Linked DNA regions of Mus musculus: region 2 is linked to region 1. The links are chromatin loops, found by intact Hi-C in ENCODE. Cell type or tissue: left cerebral cortex. All regions are shown on one strand. Each heading gives the region's core, and the rest is flanking DNA. Links, peaks and the distances in the headings are about the cores only.

The links. A loop is a pair of places that touch in the nucleus more often than their neighbours do. Peaks named below come from ENCODE experiments on the same cell type or tissue, not always from the same donor. Only the 100,000 strongest peaks of a DNase experiment are listed, where the experiment ranks them.
Region 2: it touches region 1 in a loop (4-fold over the local background); 2 of 42 quality-filtered maps call a loop at or near these places.

The regions. Positions count from the first base shown.
Region 1 is chr1:177,342,612-177,352,971 of GRCm38, forward strand. The region is part of intron 6 of Gm36904 (a long non-coding RNA gene); the gene reads left to right. Among named protein-coding and RNA genes, the nearest start is that of Gm36904, 90 kb to the left of the region's middle. In left cerebral cortex, for the core only: no CTCF peak of the experiment used is centred there; DNase peaks (open chromatin) are centred at 1,682, 4,796, 6,016, 6,259 and 1 more place; H3K27ac peaks cover 1,280 bases.
Region 2 is chr1:177,423,358-177,433,717 of GRCm38, forward strand. No RefSeq gene overlaps it. Among named protein-coding and RNA genes, the nearest start is that of Zbtb18, 14 kb to the right of the region's middle. In left cerebral cortex, for the core only: a CTCF peak has its summit at 4,754; DNase peaks (open chromatin) are centred at 3,539, 4,040, 5,290, 5,924 and 1 more place; H3K4me3 peaks cover 677 bases; H3K27ac peaks cover 1,537 bases.

The DNA of each region.
Region 1 (10,360 bases), core at 853-8,852:
ATAAGTAGAAAAAGTCATAGACATGATTGACTTCAGATTTCACACTGCCATCAGCCACTTGTATATCAAAGAAGAATATGTAGCTATCTGAAAGGGCGAATATATCACTTACTTTTCTAACCACATAACTCTACAAAGCCAGATTTTCTTCAGTTACTTCAACTAACATGATGTATTCCAGCAGGCTGCATGGTGAAGACACTGTGGACTGCAGATTTGTCCTCTCTGAATGGACATAGAAAGAGAACTGAAAAAAACTCCTTAAGTCATCTTCTGGACAAATATGGTCTTTTTTATCATAAGAATATGTCGCTTCACAATGGAATATTTATTGTTATCTTAAATGGAGGGGCACGTTCATTTGTTTTGCATTCCTTATATGGAAATATTAGTAAATATCACCTACATAAAACACAATATCTTCTTAAAGTATAAAGGTCTTGTACAGTCTTCAGAATACTTGTGAGCCCTGAAATAAGTGATTCTCTGCATGACTCTTTTGGAAGTGGGGATGTCTGTGCTGAGGCTTAAAGGAAGAATTTTCTAGGAGAGAAGATGAGAAAATAAAAGGTTAAAGGTGGGAAGGGCCTGCGTGTAAGAGGAAGAAAAGTCTGCTACGCAGGTTTACAGAGATTATTAACTTAAATGAAAAATGCACATGCGACTCCTTGGCCCTGTGCCCAGCACATGGTGTGTGATGAACTGCTGATGAGAATCAGGTTCTGTGCAGGCTGCACACTCGTGGCTGGAGCCTGGCGGTGGGACTCATACATTTGGGGCTCATTGGCAGCTCTTCTAGGCTATTGGGTGGTGGAGTCTTTAATCACCTTTCTGTATCCCTTGGTTTTTCTTGCAAAATTTATGTTTGGAAGAGTCGCCTTCAGTTTCTACACCCTGCCAGCTCTGATTTCCTGCCTCTGTACAGCAGTGAGAGTAAGCTGTGTGTCCATCACACACGGGCTTTTATAAAGTTCTGAGGAAAAGCATTTCTGTGTCTTTCTTTCTCTCTTTCTCTCTTTCTCTCTCTCTCTCTTTCTTTCTTTCTTTCTTTCTTTCTTTCTTTCTTTCTTTCTTTCTTTCTTCCTTCCTTCCTTCCTTTCTTTCTCTCTCTCTCTTTTCTTTCTTTCTTTCTTCCTTCCTTTCTTTCTCTCTCTCTCTTTTCTTTCTTTCTTTCTTTCTTTCTTCCTTCCTTCCTTTCTTTCTCTCTCTCTTTTCTTTCTTTCTTTCTTTCTTTCTTTCTTTCTTTCTTTCTTTCTTTCTTTCTTTCTTTCTTTCCAAGCATGCAGGCATGAGTTTAGTCACTGTCCTTAAAACTTATGATCTTAATAAATTAGGGAAATAAAATATGCTATTTTTAAAACTTATGTATATGTGTGCTTGTTTGCATATTTGCATGTGCATATGGCTATTCTCAGATCCAGAAGATGGAGTCAGATCCCCTAGGACTAGAGTTACAGGTGGTAGTGAGCTGTCTGGTGAGAGTGCTGAGAATAAACTCAGTTCCTCTGCAGGAGCAGCAGGTGCTCTTAACCTCTGAACCGTTATGTCTTTCAAGGGCACACCCCATGAGCAGAAGACTTCCTACTAGCTGTACCTCCCAATACTGCAAGCAGAGAACCAGTCCTTTAACACGTGCATGTGCGTGCGTGTGTGTGGGCCTTTAGGGAATTCCAGCAGTAAGGGCTGGTTTGGACCATTCTTTCCCCTCCCACAGATTCAAAACTTAAGCTCCACCACAAGACAGCTGAATATAACTTTACTGAAGTGGAGTTGAAACGTCATGGTTGACATTTTTAAATTTCTCCACATAATTCCATGGTCACTTAGAGTTGACAACTACTAGTACACAAATTTTGCTGCTACCCTGGACCCCATCCTATTATAATTTCCAGTCCCAGTTCCCATCTGTCCCTATGTTTGTTTGGTTTCCAGTCCTTGTGTCTATGAAGCATCTTCTTTCAGAAGCCTTTTTACTGAATGTATCAATTCAACGTGGCTTTGGTTTTACGGCAGGGTCTTGCTCTATGGCACTGGGCTCTGTAGGGTCAAAGTTAAGAAGCATTCTTTCCTCTCCTAATGTGGGCCTCAGCAGCTCTGCTCCCAAGCTCTCACGTCCATTGCTACTTAAGGCGTAGAAGGGCATGCTTGTTCCTAGGTTCTCAGGACCAAGAACTCACTGTTCTCATCCATGAGTTGACAGCCACTCCATTGCCTATGCTCAAGTGCTTCAGCAAAGAATGGAGGGGCAGGCCTATCATCCCAGCATCTCTGGAGGCTAAGGTAAGGGAATTTTCAAACCAGGAATTTGAGGCTATCCTGACAACACAGTGGAACTCAGTCAACCAGTCAGTCAATCAATCATCAATCAGTCAGTCAGGGACTGGCAAGGTGACTTAGTAGTTAAAGATACCACTGCATCAACATGAGGTTGATGCTCACATAGTAGAAGGAGCTGACTCCTGCTAGTTGTCACCTGACCTACCTACATGTACTCACCTATAATAATAATAATAATAATAATAATAATAATAATAATAAATACTTAAACTGCATCTTCATCTTCTTGGTGGCAGTAGTTGTGCAGAGACAGAAAGCTTGCACAAACAGTTCTCCCCCCCCCCAGCCTCATTTTTCTACTGGAGATCGAACCCAGGGCCTTGGTTATACTATGCATGTCCCCTACCACTGAGCTACACTCCCAACCTTGCTAACAGGAAGGTCTTTGATTTACTGGAGCAAAACTACTCTGAATTGAGCCAAGGTTTGGTGACTACAGCACACAGTAACTGGAGACTCAAATAAGCAAAAGATCTGCATGAATATGGAAGGGGAAAAATGATGGACTGGGGAGGAGGGCAGTGTGGCCAAAGTACATTGTGGACTTATGAAGATGTTCTCGTGATAGGCACCAGTAGAAATATCTCTAAGACAGACAGTCAGAGCCGCTGGACTCGTACAGCAGCATTCCGTCCCTCTGGTTGTTCTAGCATTTTCCACTCTCCTTTCTCCGTGAGCACAGGCTGTCAAAGCTCCTCCCTGTCTCCTCCAGGTCAACAGATCTAGCAGGCACACAGAGTGATGGGTTATCTACTGTATATTTGGCCAAGTGTAAAAGGGAACTTACAATTTTGTGGTCAGTTTATTTTCACCCTGTTCATTCTCGGGGTGAGGGGAGCACAACTTTCACCTCATTGATTTCCTGTGCTCATTGACTTGAAGGCTGCTGTTAGCAGGAGCTTGCTCCACAGCCTTTCCAGGCATCTTTTCTATGCCTTGGCAATTCTCTGCTTTTGGCTTGAATGTGTTCGGGCTCAATTGGGTGGCATGTATCCTCAGTGAGACACTGGTCTTTTCAGTAGACATGCTCTAAATTCTACAGTCTTCCATAGGTGAAATCTGAAAGGATCTTACAGATTATTCTAGTCTAGCTCTTCCTTTAAACATGTAAGCACCAAAGGCGAGTGAGGGTAAAGAGGTCATGTGACTGGAATAAAGAGCAGAGTTAGATAGGAAGGAAGGAAGGAAGGAAGGAAGGAAGGAAGGAAGGAAGGAAGGAAGGAAAGAAGGAAGGGATTGGGGGAGATGAAGAGAGAAGGAAGATGAGAAAAGGAGGGGAAGGGTAAACCGAGGAAGAGGGAGAGAATAGAGATAAACTATATCAGTCAGGATGGTTTTGGCTGTGAGTAACAACACTCAATTCAAAGTGGCTTTATGAAATAATTGCATCTATTATTGCACACACCAGGAAGACCTGAGTCAAGCAGCCTTCTAGTATAATACAATTAGAGTTCTGATTCCTCTTCTCCAGGATTCCTCACTCCACCTTCCCACCTCTCGATTTCCCATGTGTCACCTGGTTTAATGGAGGAAGAGGTTGAGCAGGATTCCATTGGGAAGAAGAAAGGAGGGATGGGCCACTCCATCCCAGGGACCATTGGCACAAAGCCACATGCAGTAAAGAGTAGATGACATGCTGTTATTTCTGCTTATCAGGGCCTGGTGACCTGTGGGATTAACAACCTGTGTTGAACTTGGCCCATGTTGTGGAAGGAAGGGGCAAAGTGGGGGAGGAAACCAGCACAGCGCCTGTGGAAATTCTTCTTCACACTGAGAATGGCCAGGACGGAAGAAACACGAGGAAGCTCTCAGATCTGACTTGCATGCCTGAGGCATGAGCTAGGTGGAAACTTCAGCTCCAGTAGGAACCATTGCTACCCGGAAGGACTATTTGGGGCTAGCCTAGACCTGAAGGAAGATTAACGACTTCACCTGGAAATTCTCCCCTTGAATTAACCAAAATCCGCTGCTGCCAAGAGTCTGTCTTTCTCAGAGGAAAGTTGGCAAGATGCGCCACCCTTAGAGTGACCCACATGCTTGCTGTGCTCCTGGGTCTTGCCTTTCCTCTTTGTTCTGAAGGTTTTATATATTACCTTGCAGGAAGGCTAATCTCAGGGCGGAGTTCTTTCCCTGGTACAAGGCTTTGTTTCCACTCTAGGCCATTACTGTAGGAACTTTTTACAATTTTAAACATTGTCATTGTGTGTCTGCATTCCGTTATACTGCACTGCCCTGGTCCTCCGCTGCTCCAGTGGGTGTGTTTGGTGGGGGAATTCTTTGAGGTTTGTGGAGAGCATTTTGGAGAAGTGTAGTTAGATAATGTCCTGGTTCTCAGGGATCCTTTTTTAAAGCATTGCCATTTTCACATTAATCATCCTGTTTCTGAAGCACAGACAAAAGTTTCACAGCTTTTCTGCTGGGTCTGGGGAGGGGCTGCTTCTAGGAGTGCTCCTCCAGTCTGGAGAGGCAGCTTCGGGCTGAGTTGTGGGGGCGGTGTGGAAAAGCTTTTGGCTCCTGAATTACAATAAGGATTTGAATCAAGAGAGCCCACAAAGATTCTGCCCAGAAAGCTGTTCCACTCTCAGTTTCTTTTTTGGGAAGTGAGGCCCCAAGTATTAATGTCTTACCGCCCCACCCCCCCCACCCCCACCCCCGAATTCATTTTGCAAGTGGAGTACACAAAGAGGGGAGACTTGGAAAGTTCTTTCCCCGGCCCCATCTTCACCCCTACCCTATAACTTAAGTTCTCAGGAGTTTGAGGAGTCTGTGCTGACTTCCTGTGATACTGTTTTCTTTTTAATTTTTAAATGTGCTTTAACTTGTGTGTGTTTGCTTGCACACATGTGCACACACATGAGTGCAAGTATTGGATAGGTGTACAAGGGTACCAGAGGCGTCAGATCTTTCTAAAGCTGGAGTTAGAGGCTGTTGTGAACTGCCCAATGTGGGTGCTGGGAACAGAACTCTGATCTTCTGGAAAAGAAGTGATCTTCACTGCTGGTCTCTATCTCCATCTCTGCCCTGCTCCACCTCCACTTCTGCTTTAAGAACTGGAATGTTCTGCCGTTCTCCTAGGCTGGTTGGAAGAACTTGTTTACTTGCAAAGGCCCCCGTCAGCATCTTTCTGGCCAATGTTCTGTTTTCTCAGCTTTCTCTAATGTCTAGCCCCAGGTCCTAGAATCAGTCCTGATGATGAAAAGATGACTGTAGACTTCAGCAGTATTGAATGAAGGATGTCAAGACTTCTATAGACTCAACATGCAACACAGTGCCATGTCTGCTAACCTTTCAGGACCAACTGTCCTTTGTTGTCCTATGACTCCTGACTTCTTGCATGCCCTCCAGCCACTACATCCTGAGCTATACCTGTGCCTCTCATCCACCAAGGCCACTGGCCTGTTCTGCCACCTCTTTCTTTAATAGTGTCAACTAAGCCCTATCCTGCCCTGAGCCCCAGCCTGCTGGATGGATTTCTTCACACCACTGTGGTGAGTTCTGTTGGACTGGCCTCGTGGGGCTCACTCATGTGTACCCGACTGAGGGTATGCCTGGGTTTGCCACCATATTGATGGCTTTTTGCATCCTGCCTGAAAGGCCCTTTGGTACAGTATCTCAAGCCAATGGTTAAACCACGAGGGCTGTCGGCACCTAGCCAGGAATGGCGTGTTGCAAGGAATTCAGACATCCCACCAAGCCTTGTCTCGGGAACCCAATGTAGAATGCTTTATATAAGTATTCTCATTATGTTTTGAAAATGTGTGTATGTAGATGCTTCTGTATCTAATTTAATTAGAGAAGGCTCTATTTAAAAGCATGACTGAATTCATGACAGCTTTTTATCACTGTGCGTCTTCTCCATTGATCAGTGGGTGCCAAAAATACAAGCGTAACAACATAAGATGAAGTCGAAGCTGAGAGCCGGTCTGTGTTTGTCATTTCCCTCCCTCACCGCCCTCAGAGGTGCTGATTTCCTTGGGTTGCAACATTCTGCCCGCAGTACAGAGCTCCTAAGACATCCTTTATTCTGGACTGGCGAGATGGCTCAGTGGGTGAAAGTGCCAATCACACAAACCCGATGACCTGATTCGATCTCCAGATCTTACAGCAGAAGGGGACAGTTAGCTCCGACTTCCCGATGCAGGCCGTGGCCGTACACCCATGAGCCCACGCATGCATGCATGCACGCCCACACACACATTTTTCTACATTAAATGCAAAGCTTGCTGAAAATTTTCCTTCTAGGTACAGTTGGCAGGGGTGTCGGGGTGAATCCCTGCTGAACAATTGCCACAGTTGTCTACAGATGTTATCCTGTCCTGAGTTAGGGTACCTGCCACAGCTGCCTCCTGGTAAGGGCTCCAGGGAGGGACAACTATCGACTGGAAGTATCCCTCCGAGAAGGCTCCTGCCTAGTTGCCTGGTCTCTGGCCTATGGTACTGATGAATGGGTCCTTTGAAGGTAGGCAGGTGACACATCACTGTCTTGGCAGTGTAGGGGTACTGAGATCCCAGCACTATCCTCTCTCTCTAGTTTTACTTCCTGAGTACTGTGAGGTGGCCTGACCTCTTATGATGTTCTGTGCTACCATAGGCCCAAAGCAACAGAACTAAGCAATGATGGACCAACGCCTCAAACCATGATCTACAATAATCCATTTCCTTCTTTTAGTTAGTTGATCCTCTCATCCATGACTTTGGAGCTGAGTGACAATTTGCCCTGAAAGCAACATAACCTTCCGATGGCCCTCTGAGGTTACTGTTGTGGGTCAAGGCTATAGCAGAGGAAAAAGTGGAGAAGTCTCTCTGCTTCTCCCTCTCAGGCCCTGAGAAGCTGTTGAAGGGGACTGTCTGACTGCCCTGCCTCCTCACTGAGGATGGGGAAGACTTGTGGAAATGGAGCCTATGTCTGAGAACCAAATACGCCATGGGAAAGATGAACTTGGTAAGACCATTTAATTGACACGGGTGAGTTGCCCTTGGCTAGCCTGTGCTGGCTCACAGAGTAAGTGCGCCAGAGCTAGCCCTTTTGAGAAATCATAAGCAGCAGACAACATTGGGCGTGGCACCCCCCCACACACACCCCCTGTGTGCCCAAGGAGGAAACTTCTGTGCTCGGAGACTCCTGTCACAACCAGTTCCCCGTGAATCCTGCCTGCCATAAGTGCTTTACCACAGCTCAAGACAAGGATCTGTACCTTCTTGTGTACTGTGGGAACAGCTTGAAAAAAGGAATGATGCCTGCTGTTCTCATGGTGATAACAACTCTCCCCCAGATGTCAGGGGAGGGGTTTACCCAGAGCTAGAAACTGTGTTTTGTATTATGGATTCCTGTACAGTAAAGACAGTCATGGTGCATACCTCTGCAGCCTGTGGTCTGAAGGAAAGTACAGAGGGGAAAGTAAATAAATGCATATGTAATTACATATTCTGAGAAGGAAGTGCACTGTGCACAGGGAAAGGCCGAGGAGTCCTTTTAGAGAGCGTGGGGAGACTGTTTGTAAGGAAGTGGTATTTAATACTTAGTTATGCAGGATCAGAAGGCACCAGCCTCTGCCTGCATGTGGGGTTAAGAGTCATTTGTGCTGAGAGAGAACAATGTTCCAATGTCCTGTGGTAAGAAAGCACCTTCTTCCGTGAGAACTTTAATAACCTTATAGAGAGGAGGCCGGAGGAGTTACCTCTCCCTGACAGTCAGTGCTGGGAGGATTGCCCACATGAAGACAGATTAATCGAGTAGTAGAAGTTAACTAGAAATTGTGAGCTTAGTCAAAAGTTATTGTATCAAACATAGGTACAAAGCCCCGGGAGTCTCACTAAATGGGCTGACCTTGAATTTTACTGCCATCTTTCCTATTAAGACTTCCATTAGAGGTGTGCTTCCCTTCACTACAGATGGATTATCAGGACACCTGCTTTAAAACAAAAACTGAGAGGGAAAAAGAGAGAGAGAAAGAGTGAGAATGAGAGCTCTGTATTCTCAGTGGGAGAGAGAAAGACTAGCAAGAGGATGCCCCAGGAAAACAAAACAGAGAGTCCAGGCAGAGACAAAGCTCTTATCTGTGCAATCCCACGATCTGGTCAAGAAAAGCCCAGCAAGATCAGAGACTGGTCTTGATGTGTGATAAGTAGACATGAGGCAGAAAAGACCACTGTTGGGGTAGGGGGTAGGGGGGCTGGGAAAAACCAAAGGAATTGGATTCGGAGGGTCTATGTTGCTATTCTGAAAAGAACTGTTAATGCATAGGACCTTTATTCAAGACCAGAGACAGACATTGGAAAGTATATCTATTCATAAAAATATATGAGCATCTTACTGTTACCCATACAAAATCGCCAAGGATCTTTCTGGAGTCTTACAAGCTTTCTAGGCAAACAAGGGACCCTGAGACTAAAACTTGGTCTTCCTCCTACTCTGTGTGCATATGACTGGGTCATCTGTGTCTGCAAAATCCCTTATTCAAGGCCAAACAACAGGACAAAAAGGTAAATGTTGTTTTCTGTGGTGAGCCCCTGCCTTGGTGACAGGGAGACACCAAAGAGTAGAATGGGATAGGCCAGAGAGGCCACCAGCTCAGCCATGGATTGTGGCATGCAGAAAGGGTGATGCGTGTGAAGTGTCCTCTCCCTCAGCCTGCTTAACTTAGCATTCTGCTTGGCTTCCTTTATAAAAAGGAAAGCCCGGGCTGGAGAGATGGCTCAGTGGTTAAGAGCACCAACTGCTCTTCCGAAGGTCCTGAGTTCAAATCCCAGCAACCACATGGTGACTCACAACTATCCATAATGAGACCTGATGCCCACTTCTGGTGCATCTGAAGACAGCTACAGTGTACTTAGATATAACAATAAATAAATCTTAAAAAAAAAAAAAGGAAAGCCCATCCTTGTTGGTAGTCACACTGTGATAGGTTTGCCCTTAGCTCCACAAAGTACAATGCATATAACCTTCATCTGGTAAATAAATAAACGAAACTGAAAAATGAACCTGTCCACCTCTGCCCAGCCTCACCTAAGAAGAGCAATACTATAATATGCCCAAGTGGCTATGACCATGGGGAAATGTTTCCATGGCCCTGTCTACGCGGGCCCGTGTCCTCAGCTGTCCCCAACCGTGTCCCCTTCCCTGCTTATGATTGGTTTGTCTAAGTCAATCCCCAAACCTAGCTCTATCCTTTCTGCTTTTCCTCTGGAAACATAGGCCTCCCAAGTGAACTCTCAGACCCTTGCTGACTTGTGAGACAATTGCTTCAAGAAAAACCTCAATGGAGTGAATGATCCTGACTGGGAAGGCGAGCCTCAGGCACTGACTTTCCTAGAAAGTTTACTGAGCATGTGCGATGCACAGACACTGAGGGAGGTCCCAGGGGTCCAAGGACAAGTAAAAGATGGCTTCTGCATGTGGAGGTGGCCTTCACCCAGTTGGGAAGGTAGATTTGGTGATCCGTAGGGCATGCTCAGGGCATTTGTGAAAAGCATTCTGGGAAGAAGGCAGGGAACGAGCATTGAATGTTGAGGCTCACGGGGCAGCCAGCAGTTGACAGGACACTGAAGGAGGAGCTTCACCCCAGGGCGGGGGTGGGGACGGGCACAGTTGGGGACAGGCACAGCTCAATGCTTTACACTTTGCTCTGGATCAGATTTCTGAGGCTGTGTTTCAGTTTGGTTTTCTTTTAATGAATTGATTATTTTATTTTCTGTTTCTTCCTGGTAGGTTTTGAGATTAAGACTCATGTGTTCTTCCTGGTGTAAGACTCATGCAAGACCTTAGATCTGTTTCCTTACACACACACACACACACACACACACACACACCTACCTACAATATTTTTAGCCACAGCATAAGAAAAGAGTAACTTTTGTATATCAAGTACATCTTGGGAACGACAAACACATCATGAAAATTCATGATTTTTTTTTTCCCATTGCCTAAAATACCATTTAAACCACAAACCACAAGTGAGTAACTGGGAATGGTGGCCTATACTTAGATAATCCCGGCACTTGGGAGACTGAGATATGTGGAGAG
Region 2 (10,360 bases), core at 961-8,960, 81 kb after region 1:
AAATAAAATTTTATTAAAGTTCAGGAGTCTTGTCTGCTCTCCATTGCTGTGACAGAATACCAGGGACAATCAACTTGAAAAGGAGGGTTTGATCCTGGTTCGTGGCTTCAATCTGAGTCATTCGTTATCTCAGTGCTTTAGCTGAGACAACGTATCACAGCAGGGAGGTCAACGAAGAACATTGCTCATCGACAGCAACCAGAAGCAGAGAGAGGGGCCGGCTGGGATCCCTGTACCCTGCTGAAGGCCTGCTTCCTCCAGCTAGGCCCTGCTCCTGCAGACTCCACCACCCGAGATAGCACCACCAACTAGGGACCAAGGTGGCAACACTTAATCTGTGGGGGGAAAATGTTCACCTCATGATTAAAGATGATGGAGCACAGCTGTTCTGATGGTCACAACAGGCCACAGCAGGCCACAGCAGGCCACAGCAGGCCACAGCAGGCCACAGACATAGTAAGCTGAAACAGAAGCCTGGATTTCACTCCTGAATTTTTTTTCCTGTGTTATATCTGTGATTTTTTTTTCTTCAGTTATATTTTCTCAAACAGGCTCTCTGATAACTGTCCTATATCAGATGGAAACAACGATTCAATAAAACATGATTGATTTTTCAGGGACTATAGAAAGTGATCCATCCGTCTATCTGTCCAACCATCCATTTACCCATCCACCTGTCTCTTGTCCTCCTTCCCTCCCTCCTTCTTCCCCTCCCTCTCTCCTCCCTTCCTCCCTTCCTTCCTTCATCTTTCCTCTCTCCCCTTTCTCTTCCTTCCTTCCATTTTTGGACTCACTGACCCTTCTACCAAAATATCCTAATTGATTTTATTTTGTACAACCCTCAGAAATCTCCCAGTCAAAATAGCCTATAAAGCATATAACCCTGATAATGAGAGACAATTTAAACATCCTATCTACCTTGGCTTTCACAACCTCAAGCCCCATCGAAGCTTTCTTAAAGTCTTCATAGAGTTTTAAAAGATTTGCCCTCATCATGGGAGAAGTACATGAAAGAGGAGATGGAGCAGCAGCCGAGGCTGAGAGAACAGCAGTGGCCACTCACAGGGTTGAAGCCACACCCATCTACCTCACTCCTCTGTGGAGTTCACTTTGAGAAATGGTAAGTTTTTACTTCAAAAGAGAGAAGTGTTTGAGTCTGAAATGTTTCCTTATCAAGATAACCTGAAAGAATATTATGTTCCATGTCTTCGAGTACACTGTCTTTCATAGTTGGCCCTTTAGAACTGAAGTCAGATAGGCTGGGGTGATGGCTCACTGGGTAAAGTGCTTTCTGTACAAGTATGGGAACCTGAGTTCAGATCTCCAAGTGTGTTGGCATGTACCTACACCCCTGGGACTGGATGCTGGGAACAGCAACAGGTGGATCCTGTAGGCTCACTGGGCCATAGCAGAAAGAGCAAGCTTCAAGTTCAGTGAGAGAACCCAACTCAAAACTAAAGGAGAGAGGGGCTTGAGGAAGACATCCCAGTGTCAATCACTGTGCACACACACACACACACACACACACACACACACACACACACACACAGTTAGAGTTTGGGTCTTAACTGTCCTCCAGAGGTCCATGTGTTGAAGACAAGGTTACCCAGATGAAGCCACTACTGGGAGGAGGTAGATAGAGCCTTTGAGAAGCAGGTCCTGGTGGGAGGAGGTATGTCCTTGGGGTGTGTGTCTTGAAGGGATATCTGGGTTCTAGCTGCCCACCTTCTCTGCCTTCCTCCTGGCTGCCAGGAGTTGAACAGCCTTCCCACTATGCTCTCAATCCCTGTGGTGATGTATTGCTTAGTTCAAAAGGTAAACGGTCAAGTTAGACTGAAAGTAGAGTAAACCTTTGCTTCTTTTAAGTTGGTTACATCAGGTATTTTGTCACTGCAATGGTGAGTTCACTAACATGCTTACCCTTAGTAGCTGGTGGGTTTTTTGTTTGTTTGTTTTTGTTTTTACATGTTGCACATACATATTTTCAAAAAAATACTAGATTTTTCTATTTAAATGTTCCTTTTGTTATGCTGACATATTAACATACATGACATTTAAAGATGTAACCTGATTATAAATACCCTGCATCCCTTGCACTTTAGACGATATATACAAAGATGCAATACTTGGGGCTGCAAGTAAAGAATGCCAAATAACAAGACCTTCAACAAGATACACATGAACTCTTTTCTCAAATAAACAAGTCTTATTTTTACTTTAAAATACATAAAAGTACAAACAAAACTAAACACGGCCATACTCTGCCCACCTAGAGCTAAGTTGGCACATTTGCTTTTTGTTTTTGATTTTTTTTTACTGTTTGTTATTTAATTTTAAAGTAAAATTTGTGTATATTTAACGAGCACAATGTAAAGCCTATATATGATCTATAGTGATATGATTACTGTAGTCAAGCTAATTAGCATTTTGATCTCCTCTTATAGCTACATGTATATTACATGTATGTGTGTATTTATGTATGTGCATGTGTATATGTGTATGTATGTATATATATATATATGTGTGTGTGTGTGTATGTGTATTATGTATGTGAGTAGGTGTGTATATGTGTATATATGTATGTGTGTATGAGTATGTATGTATATATGTATATACTTATGTGTGTATATAAGTGTGTGCATGTATGTGTGTATATGAGTATTGTGTATGTTTTTGTATATAAGTGAGTGTGTATATGTGTATGCATGTGTGTATGTGAGAATATGTATTGTGTATGTAAGCGTGTGTGTGTGCCTCAACGTGTGTGTGTGTGTGTGTGTGTGTGAAGAGCACTGAAGATCTACTCTTTAAGCAAACTCTACGTATGTAACAGGACTGGGGTCTGGGGAGATAGTTTGGGTGATGCAATACTTGTGCACAATCGTGAGGACTTACGCTCGATTTCCAGGACCCATACAACCATCTGGCCATGGTGGCACGTGCCTGTAAATTGAGCACTGAGAGGTGACAGAGAAGGCTTTTTGGGGCTTGCTGCCCAGCTAGTCTAGCCAAATGGTGAGCTCTAGGTCAGTGAGATGGACAGCGTTCCTGAAGGTAGGTAAGGAAAGAAGGGTCCATTCAGGCTCTGGGTGGGAGGGCACTGCCCGTCGCTGTAGAGAATGCAGGACAGTGAGAGCTTGAGACAGCTGCTTGCACTGCATCTGTAGCAGAAGCAGAGAGCAACAAATCCTTAGAGTTAGCTTGCTTTCTTCTTTTCACCCAGTCCAGGACCTCAGCCAGGGAAATGCTGCTATCCATGGTGAGAGGCTCTTTCTGCCTCAGTTTCTCTAGTCTGGAAAATCCCTCACAGGCATGCCTAGAAACTTTCTCCTATATCCCATCTCGTTACAATCAATATAAACCATCCCAGGTGTGTACATCCCATCCTTGGGGTCCATTATATCAGCCCAAGCTCAACTCATTACACGTACATTTCAGACACTAGATAGCAACAAAATGAAAGACACCACAGGCATGTGGACTGTCTTTTAATGAGGACCAAAATGCTTCCACTCACACGCCCAGAGCTCACCATATGGGTATCTAGCTGCAAAGGAAGCTGGGAAACAGTTTATTTGAAGGCATCATGTACTTGAGTTTTATCACTAAGGAAGAAAGAGAACTGCTGGGAGAGTAATGACCAGGAAAAAAAAGAAATCACTCAAGTTAATCACTGAGAACGTACTCCTGCTCGGGAAAGTCGGCTTGTCCAAAGTGCAATTTTAGATATGCATCTGTATACATATACATATGGCCATTTTCTTGTTTATAATTAAAAATAAATAAGCAGGATGAGGGTGTAGCTCAGGGGCAGAGCTCTTGGTTTAGTGTGAACGAGGATCTCGAGATTCCATCCTCAGGACCATAAAAGAAATAAGATGGGATGCAGATGGTTACCATATCCATCCCATTCTTAGCCCATCATAATTCCTCTGTAGTCAGTGAATTAGGCATCCTCCGATGTGTGGTATCACTTACATGAATCCTACAGGAAAAGAAGAAGGAGTCCACTCTGCATTGCGGTCCTCGCTGTGCAGAGAGAAAATTACGTGCATATACAGGCATATAACAACAGGCTGCAATTGTCTCAATGACTGCAGCAGTGTTGAGATTGTTATACTGATCTGTGGATAGATAATCTCTTCTGAGCCCATTTATGTCTGTGAATGTGTTCATATGAACAAAAACTTGCTGGATTTTCCATCTCTGGGATGCCGACCACCAAACGGAACCATGGAGAAAGTATGGGAGAACAGACAAATCATAGACAACTCTCTTTAAATTAGTTAAAACGATAGACACCTTTATGTTTTCTTTCTGTGGACTGTAATTTACTGGTTGGTAGCATACACACTAGACTCACCCCCTCCCACGTCCTACAATGTTACTTATAATTTGTATCCCACTGCAGTAAGTTTTTAAATTGTATCTATTCTTAACACCATATATTCCCTAATGACACAGATCCTACTAAATATCTGGAGGCTTGAGTGTCCCCAGCGATCTGATGGTGGGGACATCCAAAACCTGGACTCTTATATCCCTACCAGATAGGATCTAAATTCCCACTGAAGGTGCATGCTGTTAGTGTCATGACTATTTTCAACAGAAACAGAAACTACGTGGGTGTACTGGTCCCTGGGGTGCTGTAAGGCAGCCAGCCGGATGTCAGATGCAGGTGGTCTGACCCAGAGACAGACTGCTTTCCTGTGGCCGCACATCATCCCATAACCCAGCAGAGGGATCATGCCAACCAGGCACAACCGCAGAATGCTCAGGGCACATCCCTCCCCAGGACAGCCTACTGTCTAGTTAGAAAAATAGCATAAGGATGGATATACAATGACCTGACTCTCAAATCCCCTCTCCGTAGGAGCACTGAGCATCAGCTGAAGTGGCCTGGGAGGTGTAGAATCAGTACTGGGCGCTTCATTTGGAACTGCTGACTTCCGTAGGTGGGACACTTTGCCTTGCTTTGCCTCAGGAAGACAGATGGGAACCTTCGAGGCAAAGGTGTTGGGGAGATTTTCCTCCATGCAAATTTTATCTTGCCACGGAATCAAACACCAGTCTGTTTCGGTATGCGCTCGCTCATTTCCTCCGCGCCACACGAGTCGTTTATTTGCAATCACGTTCGCATATTCTGGGCACTGCACATTGGTTCAGTTCACAAGGGGACGGAAACAGATAAAGATTTTGTTAATGGATCCCTTTGTGCATAAAAAGAACTCCCATCTCCCCTCCCACATGCTGTCCCGAATTCCCCTCTTCCTCCTCCAAGTCTTACTTTTTTCTCAGAATGTCTGTGTGTGCCGCATGGCAGTGATTTTCCCTTGGTAATTGCCTTCTTCAAGAAGAAACTTTACAACAGTGAACCCCCACAACACTGTCGTATAAACCAGGGCTGCTTCGAGGCAAAAAAAATCAAGTTGAAAATTATACATTGTGAGTTTTGACATTAAAAAAAGAAGAAGAAAGACTCCCTTCAACACGAGTAGAATTTTGACTGCTGTCCCCAAACATTTACATTTAAATGATAGCCTTCACCAGACCTGTGCGCACTTGATTTTACAGTATGGCGTTCAGAGGAGATAAATGGTGACTTTATTTCAGCATATTCATCTTACAAGTCTGCCTCATTCTGCTTTCTTTTCTTTTTCTTTCTTTCTTTCTTTCTTTTTTTTTTTTTACAAAAGTAGGGTGGAATTCTATGAAAATCTCCGTTGTGGAAACGGAAGAGCTCATGACTTGTCTTGGTAGGGGTCTGTGCCCTGAGATGGCAGTGGCCAGCTTGAGGTGAGAGAAGCATACCTTCTCAGAGTGTCCCCAACCCCAAGAAAGGATCGTGGTAGCAGTAGCTCTCTTTCCCTTGCAATAGCAACAACAAAATGATGCCACAGACAAAAACTGTCATGTCCCACCCACTCCATCTGTCCTTTGCTGTGCACCCACGGCTCCCTCATTCTACAAATTAATCTTTCACACATTTTTCAACAAAAAAAGTGTTAATGTTATAAAAGAAAAAAACAAGGAAAACAGAAAGGGCTGTGTAGAAAATAAATTAAATTTAAATTTGATGGCAGTTATGACTTTTTTTATTGACTATAGGAGCAAACAGTCACATCAAATTGGTGCCACTGGCATATAATTAAAACTACAGGGCACCCTTAATGATCTCTGACAATGATCGCGTGTGTGGTTTTTTTTAAATATAGCATGCACATTTTGTCCAATTTGGGTCTTTTTTCCTGTTGCTTTTGTCCTCTTTCTGAGTGGGTATTATTCATGAACCGAGTCTTTATTATCTATTTGGCCATCTGCATAGCATTGGCCATAGTCCCCTGTATTGTAATTTTGAGTGAAAATAAGGGCTATGGGAGATTGCAGCCCTAAAAATAATAATACTAGCAGTGAGAACTCAAATTTAAAAAAAAAAGAAAAAAGAAAAAAGAAAAGAAAGAAAAAAACCATGAAGGAAAAGACTCGGGATGGAGGTGAGGTTTAGAGGCACATGGCAAGGAGGTCAGAAACATGTAAACCATTTTGGGAATGGGATCTGGACGTTCACGCTGAGCAAAGCGACGTTACTCCCGTTGCTGAGAGGCCCTGCTGGATGGGATGCTTCCTCAGGCTCCAGTGTCGTTCAAAGAAAATAAAATCCTCTGTTTTCTCGAAAGATCCTCTTGTTTCAGAAGATCCTCCTGTTTCGAAAGTTTGTAGACCTCATAATGCAGTGGTGGCCCCAAATTCTAGCGCCGCCGTGCCCTTAAACTGATGATCACGATGTTACTTCTTGAATGCTCAGGTTTGCCCATACCGGGTCCCTTGTTTTTAGTTCAGTGAATGGAGATTTTCTAAAAATAAAAGATAAGAGATAGTATTTCTCATGGAAAAAAATGTGGGGACTGTAACTATAACTTAGTTTTAGGTAAATCACTTGCCTCGCGCATGATTTGGGTTTTATCCCCTAAAACGGATGTGCATAAATGCATGTGTGTGTGTGTGTATACCTGTATGTATGTATATATGTATGTATGTGTATGTATTTGGTTATGTGGATACCTGTATATATGTATGTGTATTGGTGAAAGATGAAAGGACTGAAAACTGGCAAAACTACTGCTTCTAAATGTTGCCTAACCTTATGGTTCTCTCCATCTGCTTTGCCTCCTTTTGACCTTTGCTTTCTGAAATTCTCCTCTTATTAGGGTTAGATTACCTTTTCTGTCTACTTCTCAGATTTTCTTGCAGCCACTGGGAGCCTATCAAAGTCAGCTGATTGAAAAATGAATTTGAAAAAAGAAAAGGAATTGAATTACCAAAGACAATTCCTAGGAAGAGTTAGATGTATAGGGGCACACTGTATGTATGACAGTAACAGTTTAGTCTCAGATGCAAAGGCAAAATATTCTACTTGCTTTTAATATTTCTTCTAGTTTTTTTCCCTCTCGTTGACCCCTATTAGAGGAGTATACAATTAAAGCTACACACACACACACACACACACACACACACACACACACACACACATACTGCTTGGGCTTACTACCAAAGAAAGACAAAATCTGTCAATTATCTCATTATTTAGAAAATGAGTTATTTACTTATGCTTAATAGTGGCTTAAATAACTTCCTCTTTTGTATTTATATTTCTTTCTAAGTTGGTTTGTGTAGGTAGATAGTAACAACCTACACGGCATAAAATCTTCAGATTTGGAAAGTTCAAGCTAATGACTTTCACATCCATACTGATTTACCTAAAAATAACGCAGCAGCTCTCAAATCAAGAAAGACAACACAGCTTCACAAACAGCCATTGTGCACTGGCTCGTGTTAAGTAAAACCTAGGCTGTATTATTTCATTAGCTTCATAAGTAAATAAGCTACTACGGGTTTGATGCAACTTGCATGGATAAAGAATACTGTCATTAAAATAATTAAGAGTTCATCTGGGGCTGGTGAGATGGTTCAGCGGTTAAGACCACTGACTGCTGAGTTCAATTCCCAGCAACCACATAGTGGCTCACAACCATCTGTAATGTGATCTGATGCTCTCTTCTGGTGTGTTTGAAGATAGTGACAATGTACTCATATAAATAAAAAAAATAATAATTTTTTTTAAAAAATTAAAAAAAAAAAGAGTTCAGCTGGATGTGATGGCATACAACTTTAACCCCAGTGCTTGGGAGGCAGAGGCAGTTGGATCTCTGTGAGTTCAAGGCTAGTCTGGTCTACAGAGCAAGTGTCAGGCAAGAGAGGGCTACATAGTGAGGCCTTTTCTCAAAAAGAAAGATAAACATTTTAGCACACTGACTGGCATGCAGTTTTTAAATGGCATTGTAAATTATACCCTTGTATGGTAGTAGTATAGATTACCTCCATGGGATATGAAGAAAGTAAAACGATAATTTAGATGCTTGTTGTAAAGCTTGCAGTTGAATTTCCATTAAATCGGTATTGAAATGATTGATAGTTCCCAGTCTTATCCAGACCTGGCTCCTGTGTAGTATGTGTGAGGCCCTGGGATCAGTGCCTCCAGCTGAGGAATGGGAAAGGCTAGATCTTCATTTAACATTTAATGTTACATTTAATTACATTTAATGTAACATTTAATGTTTGTTTCTTCAAAGCTCCCAATTCTTCCTTAACAGCAAACTCATGGGCTTAAGCACTCATAATCAAGGCCAACATATTTAGTCTTTTAGTTTTTTTATGAAAATACAGGGATTCAAAGTCATAGATTTAAAAGTATTCTGGAGATATGATATAATGGAGATGCTTTTAATAATAGAGACTCTCCACTTTTTGAAATGTTTGGGCCGGTATTTTTTGCTTCATCCTTTCTTTCACATTACTTCTCCATTCTCCAAAGTATTATCCTATGGGAAACTCCGTGTGGATGTTAAACATTGCCTCTTAGCCACAACTTCTGGTTGCTCCAATAACTAGAAATTCCACAACAGCTAGTTGTGCCTCTCTCATGCCTCACTTCAATGCTGCTGTAATTGTGGAGTTGGTTAGCAAGGCAGAAAGGAAGGGGACCACGGGTAAGTAGAGCCCTTGCTCCGAGTGTATTCCTTCTAGCTCCACGGCTGTCTTGAAGTACCGCAGACGGATAATCTCAGAAGCCACGCAAGAAGAAAGAGTCTCAATCACATTTCTGACCGGATCCCTCCTTATGGCTGTGAGAGTTTAATTTTCATTTAAACAACAATAAATACAGGCATAAGGGTTTGAAATGAATTATGTAAGCCCTTTAGCCATAACCGTTCCATTCTGCCACCGAATGAGCTGCTGTTCTCACTTTGTTTTATGGGCCTCCGCGTAGCCCGTGTTATTATATCTGCCAAATAAAAGCCAGCAAACCATGCAAATGAAAATATAATCTTTTATCTCTCACAGTCGCAGGATGCACCCAGATAGCATTTTTTTATCCACTACACTTCAGTGTGGTTTTCTCTGCTCTCAGAAGCCTCTCTTCTCATCGGCATCTATGGAGAGGAAAACATCTTCATTTATATCCACCGACAGTGTATGTTTTCACTGGAGATGTTGGAGATCATTTATTTTATTATATTTTTAGCTTGTTTGTCTGGTTCAATAGAGATTATGGACTTTTCCTTTAAATGTAGGAAACCAATAGATAATTTCTTTATAAAGTACAACAAATTCTGGTTTGGGTTTTTTGGTTTTGGTTTTGGGTTTGTTTGTTTTAGATAAAGGTTTGTATTTTCTTGTTTGTTCTGTTGTTTTATAAGAAGCAGAGTCTCACTCTATTGGCCAGGAAAACGCCCATGCATTGACCTCCCCTGTGATGGCTAGCACTACAGGTGTGGGCCACCATGTGGTCCTATACACAATGACTCAATGACCGTGATGAGCTAGCTCTTGGACCCACTCGTCTTGATTTAGGCTCTTGCAAAGTCACTTAACCATTTATCCTCCAGGTGATGAAAATAACACCCTGTCCACCCCTAAGTTCTGAGAGCTAACTCATCCACAAAGATGAAGGGTATTTTACTAGTCTGCCTAGCCTAGCCTCAGACACATGAGTTTAAGTGGTCTTCCTGCCTGGGTCTCCTGAGCCCCTGGAGTTCAGCACCATAGCACATAGGACAGAGAGGCTATGATCCTACACATCTCTACCATTCATATAAGGAGGTTGCTCTGTTGGATCACAGCACACCCATGAAAGTTCACTGGAGGGTTATCAAGCTGGCTCCATAGGTAAAGGTGCTTGCTATGTAGCCCAACAACCTGAACATTTATAAAACTGGAAGAAGAGAACCCACTTCATGAAGTTGTTGTCTGACCTCTGCATGTGCTCTATGGCGTGCACGCTCCCACATATTGTGCATAC